Linked DNA regions of Homo sapiens: region 1 is linked to region 2. The links are chromatin loops, found by intact Hi-C in ENCODE. Cell type or tissue: IMR-90. All regions are shown on one strand. Links, peaks and the distances in the headings refer to the core of each region. The heading gives the core; the rest is flanking DNA. Region 1 overlaps GLIS3 (GLIS family zinc finger 3). Region 2 overlaps GLIS3 (GLIS family zinc finger 3).

Region 1 (2,922 bases), core at 243-2,742, 260 kb before region 2:
TTCCATAAGTCCTGCTTTAAAACCTTCGGTAGCTTTTCTTAATTTTCCTTTCAAGGCTATCATTGTGTGGGCGTAACTTACTTACTTTTTTTTTTTTTTTTTTGGTAACATAACGTGACCCAGAACCATCTTTAGGAGTGTGGCAAATTCTGTCCTGTCTTTCTAGGACGGGGTAAAATAACCTGCCTCAGGATGGAACACCCAACCGAGGGAGGAAGAGAAAACTAGGGGTGCTTGCTTAGGTTGCCAGTTGCTGCAGCAAGACCTGAGGCTCCAGTGCCTCCTTCTGTGCCCGTGCCCATCTGCAAAGCAAAGGCCCAGAACTGCTGTGTCATTCTTCCACAGACCGCTCCCTGCACCAGGCTTCCCCCTTGCATGCAAGAACTCTTGTTTTCCTTCCCAGGATGCTCCTGTTGCTAGTTCTCACCAGATTTATCTCTATATGGCTGAGATCAGCTATGCACCTCTTAAGCATGAATAATTCTGATTCCCTTTAAAACTGGATGGGTCAGTTTTCCAGGAATTTACTCCAAACTAATTAATAATAATTGCCACCACTTACTGAGGCCATGGTGTAAACAGATAACTTTGCATCCACTGTCTTTTTCGTCCTCACCAACAGCTCTTATGTGATAAATATTGTTACTCCTTACTCATTTTTCAGTAGAGGAAACCAAGATTCAGGAGAATTAAGTAACTTGCCTAAGGTCACACAGATAAGGAGTAGCCAGCTAAGGAGACTTGGCTTTTCTCTTGAGACCTTGCTATCTCCAAACTTTGAAGCAATGCTATAGAGTTCTACTTCAGAAGGAAGCAGGAAGCCATATCATTTTCTTATCTTTACCTCTGCTTAGCTCCACCTTACCATTCCCTCCCCCTTAGGCATAGTCGGGTTGTTTCTGTGAGGCGGAGTTTGAGCCAAAGCATAGCACACCCTAACTTTCTCTTGGGAGGAGCTCGTCTTTCTGTTTGAGTTTCAGATGTTGTCTCTGTTGGTAGTTTCTTCATTTATTCAACATATATTTATTATAATGACAACATGCGAAATACTGAGTATGAAGTTGTTAAAAAGATGTATATGGACCTATCTTTACGGAGTTTTATAGTTTAGTTGGGAAGAATGCAGGCTATATCTAAATAAGAACAAAATAATTAACCAAGCAAGAGGTCAGTTTACTTCTGTTCCTTCTTATTGTCAAGATATTGGAAAGCAGAATTAATTTGAGTATCCAATACGTTATCTGTTGAGAAGAGTCACTTTTGTGAATGTGACTGTCTCAGAGGCAGGAATTAGTAATTTAAACCAGCGTATGTTTGAAGTTGATTAAAGGAAAATATTCAGATTCCTGAATAACGATTTAAATGTGCTGGAACATTACCTATTACCCACATATTACATGGCAATATTTTAAAAATCTGGCCAGTGTTAAAATGATAACGTTTCAGGTAGGTGGCGCTAATAAGTGTTCTTGCACTCATAGAATGTTGAGTTAGAAAATGTTGTGGGTTGCTTTGACCTTCTCCTTCCTCATTTCCCCTGAAGAAATTAAAACTCAGAAAAATTGCATATGCAGTCTTCCCCTTACTTCTCAAATTCATGACTCGTAGGATGAATAGACTCTGGTTTATTCAAGGTCTCAAGAGTTCAAGTTGTCAACATTTCACCCTCTCATACATTAGCAATGTCAATGACTTGGAAATTAATATGGTTTGAACTTCATGATTCTTTCCCTTAGATGTGGTTGAAGTACCGTGAGCTCATCATTAAGAAGCAGTTAGTTAGCTTTTCTCTTTAGCCTGCCTTGTCTAAATTTCATCTTCTACTACTAAATGGTTTTACTAGTTATAGTGACTCAAGAGGCAGTTTTACTCTGTGTGACTACTTTAGCAGACCACATTAAAGCATTTATGTTCCTCGTTAGGTTGCAGGAATGAGTTTTCTTAATGCCATCACTGAATTCCAATGGAGGAAATAAATTACTCATGCATTTTCTAATGGTTAAAAAATTTTCCAGTGTCTTGGCTGTCTAGTTCTCATCATGCAGAGGTTCCATTACCAAAGAGTAATTGTATAATTTTGACTAGCAGGTCTATACTACTTAGAAAATCAACTAAATAAAACATTTGAGTCACAGGTCCTAGGCCAAAATTTTAAAGAGCGAAGTATATGAGAGTCAACCTTTTGCAGTTGTAGGGGAAAATGCAAGACTTAGAAGAAAAAAACTGGTCTCATCTTATTAACTTACCAACTTTGTATATATAGGCAAGCTCCTTAACGTCTCTGAGGCTCATTTTCCTTATCTGTAGAAATGAAGACAGCCGTAATAATGCCTGCTTAACTATCTCGTGTGATTATTGTGCAAGTCAAATGAGATTGCAAATGTGAAGGCTTACCAGAAAAATAGTAGGAAGATCTATATAAATAGTATATTATTATAGTTTAAAAATATTGTAGTAATGATAACGATACTCATAGTGATAATCGTGATCTAAATCTTGGCATAGAATTATGTATACCAGAACATTACATTGGTTGGTATATTGACAGTGTTTGAAAAGTGCAAGTCACTAAAAGAATGATTTTGCTGTTCAACATTGATGTCAGTAAATGAAAATAGCTTGAAATACTTCCTTTGTTCCAAAAACAGTTAAAAGCAGCTTTCAAAGATAGAAATAAAAAAAAAAAAACAGAAAAAGATGAAAAACAGGTAAGTGGGGGAATAGGAGAAGGGAAAGTGGGATGTAACAAAGGGTGAAGTTAGGACTCAAAATGCGTCTCGTAAGCCCTGTTCCATTTGCTAGAGGTGTGCCAGAGATTTGGTTCTGGATTTTCCTGTAGCCAATGCGGTGAGAAAACAATCAGCTGTGTAGAATCTTAGTGTCCATAAGGTTAAATAGTGAAGCACAGAACTCTTCCTAATG
Region 2 (2,922 bases), core at 246-2,745:
CAAAAAAAAAAAAAAAAAAAGAAAAGAAAAGAAAGAAATAGAAAAGAAGTAGGGTAAAGGAAACTCCTATTGTTTGACAGCCTCCTGTGTGCATTTAAGCACCATAGAAACCTTAGGAGAGATTTCTTATTTTCATTTTCAAGCATGACAGTTGTGAAACTGTGGCCCTCAGAGTATTTTATTTCATATTGCTATTTTTTTTATGTCCAAGATCACACAATTGGTAGTTAACGGAACTAAGTTTAGAATAGAGTTATTTGTATCTGACTTCAAACAGGCAACAATACCCTTAGCTCCATGTCCTGCTGGAGATTTTCTTAGTTCAGGAACATTTCTTTTCTCTTTAAGATAACCTTCACTATTTACAATTTTTGAGCACCATAATTTCCTTAAAAAGCATTACCTCACACTCATGTCCTACTACTGCCCAGAAACACTGAAAATAAAAGGTATTGGCTTTTGCTATTATAAATCATTTCACCTGATACCAATTTTGAAGACAAAATATGAAAAAATTCTGTCCCTGTGTCTTACTCTTTTCCAGTATTCCAGCATGACAGGCAAGGTATGTTCTAGACACAGGCAAATTTAGAAATATAGAAATATCATCTGCTGGAGAATAATTGATCCTTGTTATATGTCTGATCATATTTCTGGCTAGTCATCTTCAGAACATCAGATTTAATTAAATGTAGTAACTAATTAAAGGACAGAGTGTGTGATTGAATTCCTGGAAAATTAGAAAAGAAAATTTCAGATAGGTAGAATTCTCTTCATTTGTTCCTTTTTGGGGGGGTAACGTCTTGACCTTTTGTTAAATACAGTGCAAAGAGAATGTAATTAATGCAAGTGTGTTTTGTACGCCCAGTAATAGATTTTTTTCATTGAAACATAACTTTTATAAGATGCTTCTGTTATTACTAGCTGTCAGGCGAAAATTAAATGAGCTTGCTCCGAGCTTCAGATTTATCTTTCTGTCTACAAAAGGCTATGTGAGAGACTGAGGAGATACATAGCATTTATGATGATTCTGTAAATTAGTCCCATCAATCTGTGGTAAACATAATACATCCTCTCCCTGAAGCTAATGGCTTGGGCCAGCAATGATACTTTGCAGCCCAGCACTCTCTCGGTGTCTGTTTGGAAAATACCTCTAGCTACCAGGAACTTCTACCAGTTAGTGTGCGGGGACGCAGTTGTTTACTCAGAACATGCATGGCAGCATGAAGCAGTGCGTGCACCATCACAGATTGGAAAAAGTGTCCAGTTTAACCGGTGGAATATAGTGTCTGGTTCACTGTAGTTTCATGGCAATCAGATTCAGAAATGAAACATGAAACTGACTCAAGTGATGTGGAAGGCCCTTGCCAGCACTGTCTCCGAAGGGCTTATTTACAGTTTCTGTACCAGGAACCATCATCCTTGGTGTCTCGGTGAGGCCTGACGCCACTTCAGCCTCACGATAAGATTATCAATCTGGATTGGCAATGAACCCAATCTGTGCTTTACCTGCATTTCTAAAGCTGAAGAACAAAGCAGAAGTTAACTTTTAAATGACCTCCCTGCTTTGAGAGTCAAAGAGGAAACTTCTATCATTCAGCACTTAATTTTCCTCTTATTTGGTCTCTGCATTAGAGGATGGTCCCCGTGCACAGAGCTGACTTTTACTCTGGCTGAGTCACTAACAGTTGGGAGATGGGAAGCCACTTGGCCAAGCACCAAAAGTTTTCAGTTTCCTGTGATAACTCAGACTTCGGAAGGATGCAGAGTTTGCCCTAATGTCTTATGAGAACAAGCGGCACATCTCCAGCAGGGCCAGTGATACTGGGGGAGCAGTCGTCACTTCAATATTCCAGCATACTCTCACTGCCAGTTTTGTTCAGAGCTCCAGAAGTGCAGGGGATGTGTGAACATGTCGAATTAATGAAAAACAAAGTTAAACATTTCAGAACCTGCAAAAGGGTTCAGTTCCAGAAATGAGCAAAGGTTTGGGAAGAGTCTTATTTTTTAAGTGAGGTTTATTCATCCTCCGTAGACACAAAAATAAGTCTTTCAAAGAACATGAATATTTGAGGCACTTGGCAACATGCAGTCTTTGGCAACCTCTCCCTTATTTATACCATGTAATTATACTTGCCTTTATATGTGTGTCCTTTTCGTTTTTGAGCCTAACATGGTCTTTTGTCAAATTCCAGTTATTGATTAGCACTGGCAACTCTGAAATGTGGCTTTTTATACCTCAATAAATCTCTCTCCCCCCCCCCCCCTTAAATCACAGCAGATCTTGTTGGACATTTGGGGAGAAAACAACTTAAAATTCACATCCAGATCTTGGCTGCCAATTCAGGACTTCGTTACTATGCCATTTGCCAAGTTTTTAGCTTACTCCTCCTGAAAGTGCAGGGTTTCGGGGTGGGGGATCCCTTTTGCTAGAGTGAAGACCAAATGACATCATTAGCACTCAGCTGAATCTGTGACTCCCATGAAATTCTGGACTTCACATTCCCCCCTTTCTCTTGTTTCTCCCTATTTACTCTCCTCAACCCATCCTGTAATCTCTTCTCAAACAAAAAGCAAACAAAAAACTGCTCAAAGGCATGACATCAGTGACAAACTATGAGCCTACAGATTTGTTTGAATAAATATAAGTAAACAACCAACGACTTGGCTTTTTGTCAAGAGATTTAATCCTTTTGCCAGATGTACACTTACAGTGTTAATTTTCATTAGGGAACTGGTACCCCCTTTAAAAAGAGAAAATTAAGATTGCTGGGGAAGAAACTAGTGAGGCATGAGTGTGGGCACCAGGTATTTCTAGCCTCTCTTTATTATTTAAAGAAAGTGTCATTGTGTCTAATCTATACTACCACCAAGAAAACTTAGTTGCAGCCAATTATTCTAAACTCAGTTCTATTTAGGGTT

What was found. Peaks named below come from ENCODE experiments on the same cell type or tissue, not always from the same donor. Only the 100,000 strongest peaks of a DNase experiment are listed, where the experiment ranks them.
Region 1: it touches region 2 in a loop (9-fold over the local background); 4 of 110 quality-filtered maps call a loop at or near these places.

What each region holds. Positions count from the first base shown.
Region 1 is chr9:4,224,488-4,227,409 of GRCh38, reverse strand. All of the region lies in intron 2 of GLIS3 (GLIS family zinc finger 3), which reads left to right. Among named protein-coding and RNA genes, the nearest start is that of GLIS3-AS2, 73 kb to the left of the region's middle. In IMR-90, for the core only: a CTCF peak has its summit at 1,453; a DNase peak (open chromatin) is centred at 1,879; H3K27ac peaks cover 196 bases.
Region 2 is chr9:3,962,292-3,965,213 of GRCh38, reverse strand. The region is part of intron 4 of GLIS3 (GLIS family zinc finger 3); the gene reads left to right. Among named protein-coding and RNA genes, the nearest start is that of GLIS3-AS1, 65 kb to the right of the region's middle. In IMR-90, for the core only: no CTCF peak of the experiment used is centred there; DNase peaks (open chromatin) are centred at 1,713 and 2,593; H3K27ac peaks cover 1,010 bases.